2 separate regions of the Mus musculus genome follow, and region 2 is linked to region 1. A link is a loop called in an ENCODE intact Hi-C map of the cell type or tissue named here. Cell type or tissue: left cerebral cortex. All regions are shown on one strand. Links, peaks and the distances in the headings refer to the core of each region. The heading gives the core; the rest is flanking DNA.

What was found. Hi-C counts contacts between places; a loop is a spot of excess contacts. Peaks named below come from ENCODE experiments on the same cell type or tissue, not always from the same donor. Only the 100,000 strongest peaks of a DNase experiment are listed, where the experiment ranks them.
Region 2: it touches region 1 in a loop (8-fold over the local background); 41 of 42 quality-filtered maps call a loop at or near these places.

What each region holds. Positions count from the first base shown.
Region 1 is chr6:103,301,577-103,311,203 of GRCm38, forward strand. No RefSeq gene overlaps it. Among named protein-coding and RNA genes, the nearest start is that of Chl1, 200 kb to the right of the region's middle. In left cerebral cortex, for the core only: a CTCF peak has its summit at 5,307 (motif pointing right); a DNase peak (open chromatin) is centred at 5,439.
Region 2 is chr6:103,678,162-103,687,788 of GRCm38, forward strand. Chl1 (cell adhesion molecule L1-like) reads left to right here. Exons shown (of 27, transcript NM_007697.2): 10 at 4,987-5,118. Among named protein-coding and RNA genes, the nearest start is that of Gm52915, 8.8 kb to the right of the region's middle. In left cerebral cortex, for the core only: a CTCF peak has its summit at 4,905 (motif pointing left); a DNase peak (open chromatin) is centred at 4,891; H3K27ac peaks cover 284 bases.

The DNA.
Region 1 (9,627 bases), core at 1,076-9,075:
CTGGAACTCCATGAGAAAGCTAATGTAACTGGCCCTTAAGCCCAGGAATCCACCCATTTCCATCTCCCCAGCACAGACATCACAAGCCGATACTATAGCTGGCATTTTTTTGATCGGGTCCTGGATGTCATTCTCAGCTCTTCATGCTTACAAGGCAATCATTCTACCAGCTAAGCCAGCTCCCTGGTCCCCTGGAAGGATTGCTTTCTGTGGATATTCAAGAGTAAGTTAGAATCAATGCATGTTGTTGCTAATATTGCTAGCCCATATTGTATCAATATCCTCAGACACTGGCAGTATTTTCCTGTACCTTCCTACTATAGGTGCCTTTGATCAGTAAGGAGTAAACACTCTCATACATTTGTTACTCAGCCTTATTCTTACCTGTCTAACAGAAAAGTCCAGTGTGTAGGCAGTTTGTATTATCATAAAGATGACTCTTTTTTCAATTTGATCAAAGAAGAACAGGGCAGCTATGATCAGCAAGAGAGGAATTCTTGCTGAGCCTGATAAAACAGACTTACAGTGCCTGCAGCTCAGAGGGTGGGGTCATGGGATCACCGATGCAACTTTTGCCTGGGATACAGGTAGGTAACAAGAAACAGAAATAGATCAGTGGTGGAATGCTTCCTGGACATGAGCAAGGCCCTGGACTCAATTCCCAGTACCACCAAAAAGAAGAAAGAAAGGGAGGGAGATGAAAAGAAGGAGAGAGGGAGAGAGTGGAGGGAGAGGCGAGGAGAAAGCTCAGGAGTATACATATTAATTTTTAAAAGATTTTACTTGATATGATAACTTAGAACCAAAGACATCCTCCTATAGATGCTGTAAGAAAGTCCAAACATGCAACTTCATGGGAAAAAATAGCAGTAAGTAGATAGCATGTTTAGCTGCTTGTATTTTTCACTGAGCTGCCTTAACTTGGTGACATGTAGGAGATCCAATCCTGAGACTTAACCCATCCTCTTTGTTTGGAGACAGCCCTAGCAGAAGAATATGAGGAGCCAACCAAGTAAACTTAATGAGAAAGACAGCAGAAATTGAATTCATGGCCTGGGCTAGACATAGCAGGGATACAGTGCAGCCATTGTTGATATTCAGAATTTCAGGGCCAGGATTGCCAAGACCATTAATAGAAAAGCAAATGCATGGTAGAGCATGCTGGGAAGCCCAACACTGGAGAGCTGGAAGCTGGGGCCTGGGGCTTTCAACACCAACTTCTTCAGTAAAGTTAGTCCACAGCTAACCTGAGTCACATGAGCCCTTGTCTCAAAATGCAAAACAAACAAACAAAAATGCCTTTAATGTAAAATGTATTCTATTTCTCAAAATAATGTTTTATTTGTCTAAAAAATAACTGCTGGGCTTGTTGACAGAAGCCTATAATTCCAGCTATTTGAGGAGATGTGTATAGGGGATGCAGTTAGCTAAAACTGGGGAATTCTGAATTTGTTCAAGACCACCCTGGGTTATAGAGTGAACTCCAGAACACTCTGAGGTATTTATTGAGGCCATGTCTCAGATTTTGAAAAGGAAGCAAAAGGAGGGTATGTACAGTGATGCAGTGTATCCCTGGCATGCTCAAGGTTCTTTCAACTTTCAGCACACATTGACACACACACACACACACACACACACACACACACACACACACACACACACACACACAGAGAGAGAGAGAGAGAGAGAGAGAGAGAGAGAGAGAGAGAGAGAGAGAGGCACAAACAGACATACAGGCAGAGACAGACACACAGACACACACACAGAGACACAGACACACACACACACACACCACCACCACCACCACCACCACCACCACCACCACCACCACCACCACCACCACACCACGTGATACTACACAGAAAAGAAGAGTCATAAAACAATGTATGGTGTCAGTGAATTGACTCAGCCGGTAAAGGTGCCTGTTGCCTAGCCTGGTGACATGAGTTTGATAACAGAATCCACATTTCAGGAGTTAATTTCTGAGATTCAGATGTACACCATGGCACACACACACACACACACACAAAGAAAGAAACAAAATGATAATAGTTTTAATAATAAAACAAACTCTGGTCTAAGCCAAACCTGTTTTGAGGCTAGATCTGCTCCACATCATTGCTTTGCAAGCAGTGTTGCTAGAGCTGTTGAGAATATCTTATAACACAAAAGATCAATGGCTGCTTGCAGATAGGAATATTTCCCCTGTATAACATCACCATGTGATGCAAATATACAGGATCCTTGGCATCCCAAAGTTTCATGATACTCAACAGACACCAACATCTGAGGACACTCAAGCCTCTCATATAAAATACAATTGATAAAACTTGCATATAATTCTGTACATTCTCACATATATTTAAAGGTTACTTATAGTACTTACAATGGCTCATACAGTATATGTACTATGTGAAATTCTTATCATACTGTATACTTAAGGAATAATGATAGGAAAAGCTGTGCAAACGCTTTATACAACCACATTCTTTCTCAAATAATTTTATGTGTAGCTGATTGAAACTGTATACGTATAGAGTTGACTTTATATATGCTTTCACCTAAATTAACCCAATTGTTGCTATACTTTCTAGGAGCATTGCCTTATCGTACGCAAGTGATGACTGTCAGACCTTGACACTCCGTGTAAATTAAGGAAACCAGAATAGCTACTGCTAAAAACACACATCGTTTACTCCATCTGCAAATGTTCTGCTGTGATGGCAATCAATCAGGATAAATCACACAGCTACCCAGCTAATTAATCCATAAAGAAAACGTGTAATTAGAGAGTTGAAGCCATCGAGGCTGAAATCAGATGTCCATAGCATCTGCATTCTGGGACCCAAAGCCTCACTAATACTCAACGTGAAATTTCAAATGCAGCCAGATGAACATTACCCAGTAGTGTAGACGTGGGCAGCATTCTCCACGGTACTCAAGGTCAAGTTAGTAGTTAGGGATGCATTTTGTTAAACATTTATAAACTGTGTAGGCCCCCTGGAGGAAATTTTTGAATACCTTCTTTGTTGCTTAGAGGAGAAAGAAAAAAAGTAATAAAACTCTAAATTTGAACCGCTAGCTCCTTTATTAAAGAATGCTTTCCTATGGGTGATGACTGCAGTCTCTCTCAATGTCAGCCTATTACTTGGTAATGTTTCTCACTCTGTCATCACTTTTACTACCACGACGCAGGACTCACTCCTTATTTAAGCTCCAGACACTGTTCTCATGACCTCTCTGCTGGAGCTGCTCAGAAGTTGCTGGTAGCCTCAGGTGTTCCAACCTTTACCTGGAGCAATTATTCTAGCTTTCTTCAATACACATGGAATGCCAAGGCCTGGTAGTCATTGCTTTCAAATTATATAATTACTATTTTCTTTTAAGGCCAAGATTTACTGCAGACTTGAGATTGAGCGTCCAGTGTGCCACCCAATATTCATTATCCTTTATCCTCGCACCCCAAGCTGTCATTCTATCATTATCTTTGACATATAACCTATGTATTTGCAGTTTTAAGGAATTGGAATAGTGACCATTTGAGGAATGATTATTTTTCAATAAATAGTTAATTACAAAGATGATAGATAGATAAATAGATCATAGAGTTAATAGGTAGATGATATATAAATAGATAATGAAGATTGTAGATAGATAGATAGATAGATAGATAGATAGATAGATAGATAGATAGATAGATAGATGATAGGGAGTAAATATTTTGATGTCTTCCCCTCCATATATGATTATGGAATTGGAATTTTCTGTGTGATCAATACCATTTTATAACAAAATAGGAAGGAATGTTTAATTGTTCAATTCCCAAGTAGTGGCCACTGGAATAGAAATAAGGCATACTTTCAAAGGAACCAGATACATTCAAGCAAGAAGTCTGCAGTAGCTCGGTAAGGTGGAGCGCACTACTGTGAAATGAGACACATAGCTTAGAAAGAGCACAGGTGAGCACAGGAGTGGTGTGATTTCATAGTGTGGTTCAGAAGTGTGGTTCAGTGTCTTCTGTTTTCTCCCTTTCAAGGTGACCAGACAGGGCTGCACACTGGGCTGGAAGGATGAAGCAGAGTCCAGAACAGGAAGGATCCGGTAGGACTGGAGGCGCTTGGTGGGTCTTCTCTAGTGATCTTAGTATTACAGTTTTTTAGGCAAAATCCTTCAATGAAACAGCTCTCTGAGACTTAGCTTGTGAGTATATCTTTATTCAGAGTGGGCTCATATGAATGCATTTTATTCATGGTGAACCAAAGGTTATATAGTTTGGGGAATGGGGTGATGATCTCCAGGGTGGGCAAAGGTCATTGGCTGAAGTCTAAGACCCCTGAGATGCCTCATCAGCTTGGGGACGCATCCCAGGAGTTTCAGGTGCAGGACTACTTGACATTCTCAGGTATTCTATGTGGCCTCTGGGATCCCCAAGAGAAGAGGGAACTCTGCTGCCAAAGGGAGTCCACTATTTTTGCATCGTGCTATCCAGTAATGTAGACTTGGACTTTGGCAGCAGGACTTTCCCGACAGATTGGAGTCACCTCGGAGGGATCAGGAGATTATGGTGGCAAATGGTGATCAAACTTGTGTAGACAACATGAGAAATAGATTCGATGCATCGTCCCCAGTGCATAATTCAGTCTGGGGTTAAATTAGACCAGGGAAGTACTGTATTCCTCAGTTTAATCTTCTATCCTTTTTTTTTTTAAATGTACTTTCATGTAGGCCAGACTGATGTAGCCAAAGATGATGACGATGGGCCTTGGTTTTTACCTCCCAAATACAGAGATTATGAGAATTATGCAAAAATTTATATGTAACATGTTATACAGAATATTTTCAGTATTATGTGAATTATGTGGAATTTCATATACAAAATGTCATGCAGAATATTGTGTGATATGTGAATTATGCATTACTTTATATGTAGAATGTTATAAGAGACTATGGAAGTGTTTGTAATTTTGTGACAGCGTCTCTCTAAGTTAGGCAGACGGGCTTAGAATTTACACATTTCTTGTCTAAGCTTTGTGAAGAGCTAAGATTACACGCATGCACCAACAGATATGGCTCTGCTCACTCGTAAATAGATACAGAATTAATTAGAAATACTAATTTATGCAAATCTAAGTCATTTGTATATGAAATATTTTTGGCTCATGGGACAAAAGGGAATTACCTAATGCCATATTACAGGTCATTTAAAACATTTTATCAGTGAAGAAAATTTCAGTATCAAAGATTTTTTTATATTTACCCTAAAACATTGGCTTTTATTCTGTGATGAGAGAGTTATTCCTAATAGGTACCACCAGGGGGCAGTAAGAAACTATGCTTTCTAACTAGACTGGCACTATGAAGGCCCTTTGCTTCATAAACACAAAAGCATCATTACTAAATATCACACAATAGGAAGATTTTGGGGTCTCTCCGTTTTAAATTACTATCACTAATGTTTAAAACAGCATCATCACACGGCACCATCAGCCTACATTGTCTGACATCATTAAAGCAGAGACCACCAGTCTCAGCACGCTGTCTCAATCTTCTGTATGTGTAAGCATGCTTAAAATGCATCAGGCACATCTATAAATGATGATCCCCTACACACACACACACACACACACACACACACACACACACACACACACACACAGTCAAAATTACGATGGTGGTGATGAATTAAATAGAATTTTAAATGGAGAAATCCTGTTTTAAATACACATTCCTCTCCTTGCCTGTGAAATGAAATACTGGGGGAGAATCTAAGGGAGTGGTCCTGTGGTTCCTGCTTCAAAACCTCTCAGGCCCCTACTGGTAACTGTCCTCTGTGACCTTGATCGAGTAGCTCAGCTCAGCTGGGAACTGAATTGTGTATTTAACGGATTAAGCATCACTGCCTGACATTTTACAGAGAGACACACCTACTATAACTTGTTATGGTATTAAAAACGGGTTCCCTTTGAATTAAAATAGCCATCCCCCTCTGCAAGGAAAAAGCTCCAGGGCTTATTTTGCTCTTTGTATCGGCTTTCTTTGTCTTTGTTTATTTTCCTTCATTGTAACTGAAATTCCCAAAGATCATAATACAGATTATTTTATTTCTCACTAGTCTTTGGATGTTTATTTCTGAGACTATGTCTGTGAATATATTTCTGTGAACACTAATCCATGAGCTCATGTTTGTATACATATATGTGTCGTGATATGTATGGGAATGCTGGGGCAATGTGTGTACCTTTCTGTGTTAATATTAACACACATCCTTATGTAAATGTCATGTATTTTATATATGAGGTGGACCCATGAAGAAAAGCAAATGCAAGGGTGGTTGCATGAAATATGTGCACAAACATAGGCACATATGTAGCTATGCTTTGTGTGTGATCAACTGGTGGACTTACATGCTGTGTGTGTAAGATGTATGTTGTGGTGTGTTCATGTGTGATATATGTGCCTGAGTTTGCCTGTGAAGTAGTATGTATTCCTAATGTGTGTCCTAAAATATATTTGTATATGTGTGTGCCAACCTAATATATTTAGGAGAGTTTGAAGGATGGGGAGAAGTGATATTGTATTGTATGCCTATCCATCTGTACAGAGACACAGGGTTGATGAATCATAGACCCCTCTTGTAAACAAGAGAACACAACTGTACCCTGTTTGAGTTCAAAATGGAAAGTCTATGGGAGGTCTATTTTCGCCTTTCTCCTTTCTCCCTACTATAGCAATTCTTCTCGCTATATCATTTGAAAATCTGTTTTAAGTACCATCAACCTTTTCTTTCTTCTCATTCTTTCTGTGTTGAAAGACTGGCACTCCAAATTAAAATCACTGAATAAAGCCAAAATGATTGGGCTAGCAAGAGAACAATCACTTATTTCTTTCTTTCTTCACAATAGTCTCACTCTCTTCGCTCTTTGACAGTTGTGGATATTGGATATTACAATAAATGACTGGATTTCATACACAAGGGAAGTTATAAAATATTGCTCAAAATGTTTTTTGCACTAATATGACCACTCCATTAGCGTCAGTAGCTTTGTGTAAAGGACCCATTTTCAGCTAATCTATTTAAAGCTCATTTTATGCCTGTCTTCAATTTTAACTTAGCATTCTTTGCTGGAAAATGTCACAGCCTACTTTGCAAATGCCGTTTACTTTCTTACAAAGACACAACTGGTCACTGCAAGGGTTTCACTTTAAATCTCTCTCCTGGTTTTCTTAGAATTGGGAGGTAATTTCTTCCCCTTCTCTCCTCCTCCCTTCTGTGCCCTCTCCTCTCGTCCTTCTCTTTCTAAATGTCCCCAACTCCCTCCTCTTCCTTCTCAGACTCTTCCTAGATCCCCTGCTTCTCATGTTCTTTTCTCTCTACTTTCTCCTTATTCTTTGCTCACTGTTTAAAGTTGTGGTTCTACAGTTTTTGAGGATCCTGTCAGGCACAAAGGACACAGTCATTTTAATATTCAGAGTTCCACAACTATACACTCATGACCTTTTCTGAACATCTACAAAATCCCTGCCTGCTGTACAGCTAGGAAACAAGTTATTGACATCACCTTGTGGTTTTATTCCTTTGTTCTCTTCTGATGAAAGGGGTTGGCTGTTGGAACTATGTGCTGCACACATAAAGTTACTAGGTAGACTTTCCATAAACGCCTATTGTCACTGAAGTTTCATGAGGGAAAGTTCAAAAACTGCTACTATATATATATATATATGTTATGTATATATATATATATGTATATATATATATATATATATATATATGTTATGTAGCTTATTCACGTATTTTGTTTGCAGCATTAGAACAGGAAGACCTCAAAGTTTCCTGTTATCCAAAGCTACCAACACTGTTTCAAGAGTAGTGAGGAGAGGGGTGGTGCCAGCCTGTAATCACAATCTTCAGCCTAGGAGGTAGAGGAGAAGAAGCTGGAAGAGGAGGAGGAAGCTGGAATACTAGGTCTTCTTTGGCTATATATTCATTTCAAGGTCAGCTTCTAGGGTGTAAAGCCATGTCTCAAAACAAAACAAAGAAACCAACCAAACGAAAGCCAGGAGTAGTGGCCCACATCTTTGGTCTTTGTAATGGGGAGGCAGAGACAGAGGGATTTCCGAGTTTGAGGCTAGCCTGGTCTACATTGACAGTTTCAGGACAGCCAAGGCTATATAATAAAACCCTTGTTTGAAAGAAGAAAACCAAAAAGAGGACAAAGAGAATCAATATAGCTATCCACTTTGAGCATAGAAACACACCTGTCATATCTTACACTCAAGATTCTGAGGCATAAGGCGTGCTACACATTCAAGGCCTACCTGTATTATACACTGAGTGACAAGTCAGAGAGAACAGCATAGTGACTCCCCACGTAATGCCTTCACTCTGCTCAAATCTAAACCCATCCATAACTATGCCAACTACATAAGAAATTTTATCAGTATTTGTCTTTCTAAGTAATGTTTAGCATTACTGTCATCACGAACAACCAAGCTCCTGAAAATGATTGAGATTTAAAACTATTCGTTATTCCTAAAAACAGTAGATATTCACATAATCTTTCAACTTATATTTTAATAGGCTTTTAAAACTTTTGTAAAGAAATGCGAGCTAGCAGATTAAGGTTATCAACCGATGGTGTCAAAAAACAAGACTCAAGCTTGAACTCATCAACAGGATAAGCCCATTATCTACTTCATCTACAATCTTTGTCAGTGACCATTTCCTCCATTTTGCTATCAATTCTTTTTTTCTTCTTTCTATCGATTTAGTTGTTTAATTAAAAATTCTTTGGGATCTCAAAGCCAAAGCCTTGTCCTGTTGATGTTCGAGCCTCTGCTTCCTGAATGCAGGCATTGCTGATGGTTAACACCTCATCCAGCTGACCTCATCTCTTCTCCTTCTCCTTTTTCCTCTTCAACTAATCTGAAAGCTTGGTGTTTGCTACAGGGAAGGCTTAGGGACCACCTCCCAGATCCACTTGCATTTTCCAAACTCAGCTGATGCTTGATCAGTTTCTGGTGTGCAAAACAATGGTAGATTCTGAGGGCATCCAAGGCTCCTTTTTTCCTTTGCTAACTATGGTAATAAACCCTTAGATGTAACCAGAAAAACCAGATGATGTGTGGGCCTCTAATTAATTATCTCACCATAGGATTCAGCTGCTCAGTGCAGACTAATCAAATGAAAACCGACTCTTTTAATAAAAGAAAAATCATCATTTGCTGCCACTGCTGTTGCTGCTTTTCTGTGCTTATACAGATTAGCTTGGCAAATCAGAAACAATAATAAATTCGTGAACTGAATGCTGTGTGTTTTCATGCTCATCCACTCAAAATGCATCCATCATTCCTGAGTGCAGATGGAACCATCTTCTTTTATTGCATGTAGTCCAATTTTGAAAGAGCCATGGAAATAAAGTGAATACTCGCTCACACCTGGAATCGCCACATTTGAGAGGTTAAAGCAGAAGGATTATTGAAAGATTGAGGGCAGCCTGATCTACAGTGTAAGATCCTGTCTTGAAATTAAATTTAAATAAGTAAATTAAGTAAATAAATAAATAAATAAATAAATAAATAAAAAGAGCCACACAACCTTCTCAAATTTAAATTCAGTCTTCTTCATTT
Region 2 (9,627 bases), core at 1,119-9,118, 380 kb after region 1:
ATGAACTCATTCCCAAGAAGTTGGTAGAATGTTGACCTACTGTGCACAAAGCCCTTGGTTCAGTCCCCAGCACCACAGAAACAGGGTCTGATGGTTCCGAGCAATTGGGAGGTGGAGGCAAGAGGATCAACAGTTTATGATCATCTTAAGCTATACAGGAAGCAGAAACCTGCCTGATGTAAATGAGACATTGTTCCAGGAAAATCAAGAGTATAAATATTAAGTAGCCCTCTGTGATAAAAAAATTTACTAAAAATGTTCACTATGTTAGATGTTTGTTTCATAGACACCAAATTTCCTGTTCTGTTTGGTTTTTGGTCACATAGCAAACATTTTCAGCTTGCTTATAATGTTGTCAGGATTCATGCTTAAACATTACCATTTTGGACATTATAAATTGAACTTATCATCTTGCATTTTGTTTCTTATTATGATTAACTGGGTGAAGTTATAGTGGAAGCATGTTTATCAGCTAACACATATCTCAGGCATGTGGAGAAAAGAGTGGGACACCACGGCTTCTTCCCCTGCTTTACTTGTCTTTTCTTTTATGTTTGGTCTCTTCTCTAACCCCTTGACTAGAAATTACTCATCACACAGTTGTGTGATGAGAGCCTTTGGAAACGTATGCTGATTCTCTGGCCTTGCATCTCAGCCACTCTAAGTTTCTTATCAAACTCATGTCCCCTGGCTCATGACAACCCAGTATCAGTGAAATAAATAATATGTTCATTAAATCTATGTCTTGGGATACTGGATGACCCGAGAGTGAAGATTATTTCCCATCCAAGATGCTTTAGGTTTTGTTTTGCTTCTTATGTCTATTCTACTGAAGTCTTCTTTTACTAAGTTCTACTTAAAAGCCCACCATATACATCTATTTGGAGACAGTTGGAACCAGGAAGAAACAAGACAGCAAGCTTCAACCCTAGCTCTCTAGCGATCACTGTTCTAGGACTCTGTGCTGACTTCAAGATTGAACTCCTAAAGAGTCAACTAGCAAAGTCAACAGTGAGAGTCTCAGCCTCAACTGTATTCAATAGTCATAGGCAGGTATTAAGTCTTTCTCAAGTTTCATGACAATGTTTACAGCTGTTCAGGACCAGAAACTTAAGGGGGGCAAAGGAGAGAATCATCTACGTGAATGTGGAAGTGTTTTTAACACTTATGAAGAAGGACCAAGCTAATGTATAGGGATGGTTGCTGTGAACTACAAAATACTTGAAACTTCCTACATCAGTTGATAAATATAGGTGAGGAGAGGAGAGGTTGGAAAGGCAAAGACTCAACTGGACAGCTGAACTCACCTTGATTCCTAGTTATCCTGCATGAGATGCCTGTCCATGAGGACTTCCTCTATAGCTTTGCATGTCTCTGTTGTTTCCCCAGAGGCTCTGTTCTGAGATTCATGGATTGGCAAGAACAGGAAATGAGAATTCTTTCTCTGATGACCCTGAAAAAGATTAGATGAATTCTCTAAAGCTCAGTATTATTTCCATAAGGTCAAAGGTTAGATGAAGCAATACCTCACCCCTTCATTTGATTCTTACAGTAATATCTCTTTAATATATGTGTGCAAAGGTATATATAGTCATACCAAAGGTTAATGAAATTCGTAGACTGAAGATAAGGATTGGAAAATTGATTTTTATTATACAGGAGTAATAATATTTTCATTACAGGATCTTTATTTCTACCTGCTTGGAAAGGAACGGTCATAGTTTCTACTATAATCATTATGGCTCACATATTCATGGGGATGTATCCCCTGTAACTTTCACATATTGAATTTTGTTGTTATGGTTGCATAAAAAGACTGAGAAAAAAATTTGAAAAGTTAGATGTCTCAGCCGTTAGGAGCATTCGGTGCTCTTCCAGGGGACCTATGTTTGGTTCCCAACACACATGTCGAGCAGGTAGCTATACCTGACACATAAACAAAATAAGCCTTTAAAAATACAATGTCATATAGGCAGTCTTCCTCTTCAAAAGGTCACTCAGTTTCTAATTTAGACCATTGTACTTTATGTTAAGGAATTCAATACGTTTAGAGTAGTCTATTATAAACGCAGGCGTTTAACATGAAAACTAACAACTGAGCCCATACCCTGTTGGGAGATTCTATAGGTATGCTTCTTTTCTTTTCTTTTCTTTTCTTTTCTTTTCTTTTCTTTTCTTTTCTTTTCTTTTCTTTTCTTTTCTTTTCTTTTCTATTCTTTTCTTTTCTCTTCTCTTCTCTTCTCTTCTCTTCTTTTCTTTTTTTTCCTTTCCTTTCCTTTCCTTTCCTTTCCTTTCCTTTTCTTTTCTTTTTCTCTCTCTCTTTTTTGGAGCTGAGACAAAAGGATGGACCATCGAGAGACTGCCATGTCCAGGGATCCATCCCATAATCAGCTTCCAAACGCTGACACCATTGCATACACTAGCAAGATTTTATCGAAAGGACCCAGATATAGCTCTCTCTTGTGAGACTATGCCGGGGCCTAGCAAACACAGAAGCAGATGCTCACAGTCAGCTATTGGATGGATCACAGGGCCCCCAATGGAGGAGCTAGAGAAAGTATCCAAGGAGTTAAAGGGATCTGCAACCCTATAGGTGGAACAACATTATGAACTAACCAGTACCCCGGAGCTCTTGACTCTACCTGCATATGTATCAAAAGATGGACTAGTCAGCCATCACTGGAAAGAGAAGCCCATTGGTCATGCAAACTTTATATGCCCCAGTACAGGGGAACACCAGGGCCAAAAAGTGGGAGTGGGTGGGTAGGGGAGTTGGGGGGGTATGGGGGAATTTTGGGATAGCACTGGAAATGTAAATGAGGAAAATACCTAATAAAAATATTTTAAAAAATATATTTTCTTTATATACATTTCAAATGCTATCCCAAAAGTCCCCTATACCCGCCCTGCTCCCCTACCCACCCACTCCCACTTCTTGGCCCTGGCATTCCCCTGTACGGGCACATATAAAGTTTGCAAGACCAAGGGGCCTCTCTTCCCAATGATGGCCAACTAGGCCATTTTCTGCTACATATTCAGCTAGAGACATGAGCTCTGGGGGTACTGGTTAGTTCATATTGTTGTTCCACCTATAGGGTTGCAGACCCCTTTAGCTCTTTGGGTGCTTTCTCTAGCTCCTCCATTGGGGGCCCTGTGTTTCATCCAATAGATGACTGTGAGCATTCAATTCTGTATTTGCCAGGCACTGGCCTAGCCTCACAAGAGACAGTTATATCAGAGTCCTTTCAGCAAAATCTTGCTGGTATATGCAATAGTGTCTGGGTTTGGTGGCTGATTATGGGATGGATCCCTGGATATGGCAGTCTCTGGATGGTCCATCCTTTCGTCTTAGCTCCAAACTTTGTCTCTGTAACTCCTTCCATGGGTGTTTTGTTCCCTATTCTAAGGAGGAATGAAGTATTCACACTTTGGTCTTCGTTCTTCTTGATTTTTTTGTGTTTTGCAAATTGTACCTTGGGTATTCTAAGTTTCTGGGCTAATATCCACTTATCAGTGAGTGCATATGAAGTGACTTCTTTTGTGATTGGGTTACCTGACTAAGGATGATGTCCTCCAGATACATCCATTTGACCAAGAATTTCATAAATTCATTGTTTTTAATAGCTGAGTAGTACTCCATTGTATAAATGTACCACATTTTCTGTATCCATTCCTCTCTTGAGGGACATCTGGGTTCTTTCCAGCTTCTGGCTATTATAAATAAGGCTGCTATTTCTTTTATCACATAGATTTGCCAGAATTACCTGTTTGTATGTTTTTTCTTACCCCTTAATAAATTTAATTTCCCATGTAATCACCTTTCTTTCTTTTACTAAAATCATTTAAAAGATATTTTCACTTTATATATGTTCATATCTTTTAAAAAGTTTCTTTTTTTAATCAACACAAAAATCCATAGTTCTTGCAGGGAAATGAGCAGGCTAAAGTTGATGGGAAATACTACTTTAAAATTCTATTAAGTCACTTCTGAGATTAATTATCAATTATGCACATGGGTCTGAAGAAATGGCTCAGTGGTAGGAGAGCACCAGCTGCTATTTCAAAGGGCTCTGGTTTAGTTCCCAGCGTCTACATGGTAGCTCACAGCACTATGTAACCCCAACCAAGAAATCTGATGTCGTCTTCTGTCCTCTATGGGTATAAGGTATCCAAGAAAGTGCAACATAGCTATATATGTTGGCAAACAATCACAACAACAAAAATAATAATATTCATGCATCCTTCTAGTCTTATATTCACTGTTGTCATCGTGGTGCCCTGATGGTGACAAGATGTGACAGTAACGTGTGCAATGAGAACACTTGTCTTGCTCTGTTCTGAGACTCCATTTAGAGTTACACATTTGAAGTTTTGTGCATCAAGAGATGAAGATCATCTGTCCCTAGTTTTACTGCTTTGCTTCCAGTGATAAATGTCAAATGTTCTCAGGATCCCGTTCTGCCCCTTTGCAAGAAGAACATCTCTTGCAAAGCAAATTATGTTTTCCAACTTGATAAGTTATGCAAATTGCTATACATATGACATGTAAATGCTAGAGTCAATAATCAAGGAACAAGGTCTCACAAATTTTACTGTTGTTTAAAAAGCTCTCTGAATCTATTTCCTGCATAGCCCCATTTTCAGCTACTTCGCTTCAGCCTGAAAAGAAAGAGCAGCCAGCCCTAAATGAGTTCCCATCTGCTTAGCCCTCCCTCATATTTCAGTAAGATTAATATATACAGCTAAGACAGCTGTATATTTCTGGTATGCAGATTTATATACATGTTTAGAGTGTAATGTAAGCACACACACACACACACACACAAATACAGCCATCTTGCTTTGTAGAACCTATTCCACAGTTGCTATGGAATACTTGGTAGTGTCTGCCCTCTGCTGGTTAAGGGTAGAAATGCAGACCTGTTAACGTCGTCGCATCTCTGGCTATGCAGAACCCTTCTGGAAATTTCTTTGTTTTGTCTTCAGAGCCTCCACGCTGGAAAAAGAAGCCTCAGAGTGCCGTGTACAGCACGGGGAGCAGTGGCATCTTGTTGTGTGAAGCAGAAGGCGAACCTCAACCCACAATCAAATGGAGACTCAATGGCTTGCCGATTGAAAGTGAGTTAAAAACAACCTAACAAAAGGCCTGAGAATGACATGCTAGGGAATACAGCAGTTGAATGGGATCACATCTGATCACAGTTTGGGGATGTATGAAGTAGATGGGCTGGGCTGTGTTAGCATAATACAGTGCCAGAAAATCACCAGGTGATTCTTTATTGGTAATTTGATTGATGACAACCAACACATGGATAGTGTTTATGGATATACTAAGTTAATTATATTATTAGATAGATAGATGGATAGATAGATAGATAGATAGATAGGTAGGTAGATATTGTTAAATATAATTATTTGTATAATTAAGTAATGACTGAATTAGGAAGAGGATTAATATACACCAACCCTTGCTCCTGCCCTTGAGAAGGAATGATAGAGTAACCCAGGAGAGGAAAGTTGAAAGTTGATATTTCTTGCACCCTTACAACATCCTCAATCCTTAACTCTGCCCCTGCCCAGAATATTTATTGTTCACATTTTATCTCCATGTTGTGGCCAGGACACATGTGATACCCAAAGCTATACATGACACAATAGCTCCCTGGCTGCTGTTGACAACACTAGAACATCCCCTTGAATCTTGTCCACATTTGTTGGCCACAGAGAAACAGAAATGAACCAGGCCTGGGGGCCAGATTCCTTACTGCACCAGTCTCCAAACCCTAGAGGTTTTCATTTGAACCCAGAGCTGAGGCTATTTTGAAGCTATTTGTTCAGGCAGAAGGTCAGAACCTATGTTAAATGTTATGTTCTGCTTAAGTAGCTCCATGGAGGAAAAGATAGGAAGTGCAGGTGTAGGGTCCCCATTTATTTATTAGTCATGGTTCCACGTATTATCCATGTCTCCTTGTGGTTCATAAACCAAAGTCATCACTGGGCTGCAACTCTTCCCAGGTCTGTGGCCTCGAACTCGTCACTGGATCATCTTAGCGTGGGTTTTCCAAGCTGCAAAATGGAAGCAGTGGTAGTTGGTAGTGTTTGAAGGAGATTAATTAGCCAGCTACCTAAAGTCATAATTTATCTGTGGAGTTCTTGGATGGTTTATGAACTCTGGAGCCGCACTGCCTGTGTTTGCATGGTCATCCTAACATTTGCTAACTGTGGGACTGGGAATGGAACTGTGCCTCTTAAAACCTGTTTTGTTTTGTTTTTCATAAATAAAACAGAGATGAAAATAGCTGTGACTTGCGGGTTTGTTATGTTGCTTGAGAAAAGCACCATTCCTAGAATGGGTTGCACAGGATCTGGCTTAAACCATTAATTATGGGAGGTGGGTGCAGGAGGACGAGGAGTTCAAGTGCTTCTACTTGGATCACTCATCTAATACTAAAGTGCCTGTAGGGTGGGCCAAGGCAGCCACCTTTATGAGCTCTCAAGATTAAGGGGGGTCTCTGGCTTGTTCAGAGAAGATTCTGTTTCCAATTGACAGTGGTTAATATGGAGTCCTGTAACTGGGCAAATGCTGAGAATAATTGACAATGTGTCCTCAGCCATAAATGGGACATCTATATCCGTTTTGGAAGTTCAGGGAGTATTACAGAGGAGGGAGCTGAAGCAATATAAAAGCTGAGGGATGGAAGGAGTGGTAGGAAATGCTGTCTTCTGGACAGGAAGTAGCCATTGTACCTGTGAACTCACAGCACATATTTTAACTGCTTAAGATCTGTCCATCAAAACTCGGGCATTGGTGGGTGTGGGAGGTTTATGAGACATCAACCCGAGCTGAGAAGTTGTTGGTATTTGATGGATGCTATGAGAGAAAAGACATGTTTCTTTTGGTGTATGACAAGTGGCAGGCTGCATGCTTCAGTGGATAAGCCCTATGCAGCTACCGACAGCACTAATTGGATTCAGTGAGTTATAAAATGGCAAGAGAAGACATAGTTGTAAAGGTCATGTTGTTGAGAAATTCATACATAGGAAGTAGGTAGGTACTAAGGAGAGTGTAAAGTTCGAGATGCAGGGTAGATTTATGGTTATAAAAGTACATACTTCAAGAGATGAAAAGGGTGAGGAAGTAGGCTGCCATCAGATGTCTGTGAGTACTTTTGAAGTAGAGAGGAGAGAAAGGAAAAGACTCCCCAGGTATGTCTGGAGAAAAAATAAATAAATAAAAGGAAACAGAACTGATTGCCTTAAGTCCAGGGCATAAGGAAGGGCATGAGTCAGCTGGTAAAATCATTCACTAGATGCAGGCATCAGAGCATAGACAATGACAAGGCCTGATCAAGGTCTTGGGATTTTAATGATGACAGATGAGCAACCATATAGGGTTTTGATAGGAGAGGTTGAGTGAGAAATATTATGGTTCGTTTGTTTATGAGGTACTAGAGTTTGGACCACAGTTCCGATTGCCTGGCAAGTGCTTTACTACTGAGTTGTATTCCCAGCCCTTGTAATTTATGTGTTAAAGGAATTTTCTGGTCTTTGAATGCAGCCTCTAACTCTATGACTGCAAAAAGGTGACTGAAAGACACTAAGTCATCAGGCTAGACATGTTGTCAGGTAGTAGATAGTTCAAAGTATAGCCAACAGATTTGTTGGCAGATAAGACAGGAATTGCTGTATTTGCCAGTAACAGAGGAAAGACTGAAACCAGTCAGTCTGGTTGCAAACAAACCTTGCAGTTTGTACAGCTCCTGAGCACAGAATTTTTCCTATTACTTGCCACAGGGTCACTGTGTGGTGATGGTTTGACTAACAAAGGATTTAAAATCTCATTGGACTCATATTTCTAGGAAATCATATTCTTTGTGAATCTTATTTCAAAATTCAATAAAAGTGAATCCAGTGGTTGATTGTCCATGTAACCTTCTCTGAGAGATCATGCAGCATTTCCGAGAGCACCTTGGAAAAACAGATCTCTTTATTATTTACTTCTCTGACACAATGACAAGGCTCACTGGAATTACAGTATTTACTTGAAGACACAGCACAAGTAAATTCAGGGCTAGAATGCAGCATAGAAAAAAGAACAAGTTTGAATAGAAGATTCTCTGACTATATTGTCTTATTTTCATTGAACTTATGAAAGAGAAACATCTAGGAAGAATTATGAGAATATGCCAGGGCCAGTGTATTTTTGTAGGTAACTCTTAAAAGTTGTTTTCTTGAGTCTTTAGAACAATTCTTGTCAGAATCCTAGCTCTGAATTGAGTACTCTGTGGAGAGCATTGGTGGAGGTAAGACTTAGTCCTGTGAGAGAGTAGGGTTACTTTCTGTTATAACTTATTCCTATCTTGACTTGGAGTTACTCTGAGGCCTGAAGCTGCAGGCTATTAGAACTATTGACACTTGTTGCTAACAGCAGGTGGTTAGGTAAAAGATTTATTGCTAGCACTGCCTTCTCCAGTCAGACAGCCGGAAGCTTTTCACTAGTCTGGCTGGTTAACTCTGTGAACCAAAGCAGAAGGAAAGGAAGAGAATTAAGATGCTTTATATAAGCAAATACGTACAGACACATATACACTCATACATACATTTACTTTCACAATCTCATTCACACATTAACACATTCACATTTTTCCTGGGCTCAACCACCTGTCCAGATACTTCACAAATATTCATGCATTCTTACATACTTACACATATACCCCCATATACGTACAAACAGACATATACATTTGGATGGATGGATGGATGGGGTGGAGCTCCCAAGCCAAACCATTGAATCAACAACTTTATTCCCTTTCTCTGGCCTTTTTATACCTTCTTAGAAGAAAACAGGTCTTTAGAAAATTACCTCAGAGATAAAATGTTACATAAAATGCGAGTCTCAGAAGGATGTTGATAACAAGTTCAAAGCAGTGTTTCATTCTAATGTACTCAAAATAATGTCAAAGCAACACCTTTGGCTTCTTCCTTGGACATAATGTTTTTCCTTGAACACACATGTGTTCAAAGCCTATTTCTCTTTTTATTGTGATTATGAAAGCTCATTGTATGTCTTATGCAGCCTTTACTTTCGATTATGAGGAGTAGGTGTGTTCTATTCTTGATTCTAACTTTATTACATCTTTCTAGCAAAACAGCTAAGGCCATCTCTTAAAACTTTCGTCCTAAAATGATTTGAATCAAATCAGGAATTCTCTAGAATCATTAATTCATCTAAACTGCATTAATTCATGAATGTTCATCTTTATGTTGATCAGCAGAAAATCGGATCAGTAGGGTGGGCTAATGTCCAGGGACTGTTATATTAATTTCATAATGACAGGAAAGGCATATCAGCTGCAATAAGTAATCCTGAGGTGAAGTCTCTTTGGAACCTTGCTGTTGAGCTCATCCATCCCAGACCATGCAAAAACAGTGGGTCACCTCCAGGAAGGCCACCTGCTAACCTTAGCCTATCATAGATGGCTACTGACAAATTCTCTTTTGGCAATATATAGTGTATTGTTCAATGTATACCCTTTCCCAGAACAAGAGCTCATTGAGGGCTAGTTGCTTTTCATTTACACAGGATGATATGGTCTTAATTTTTCTTTTGCAATGCATTGTTGGTCT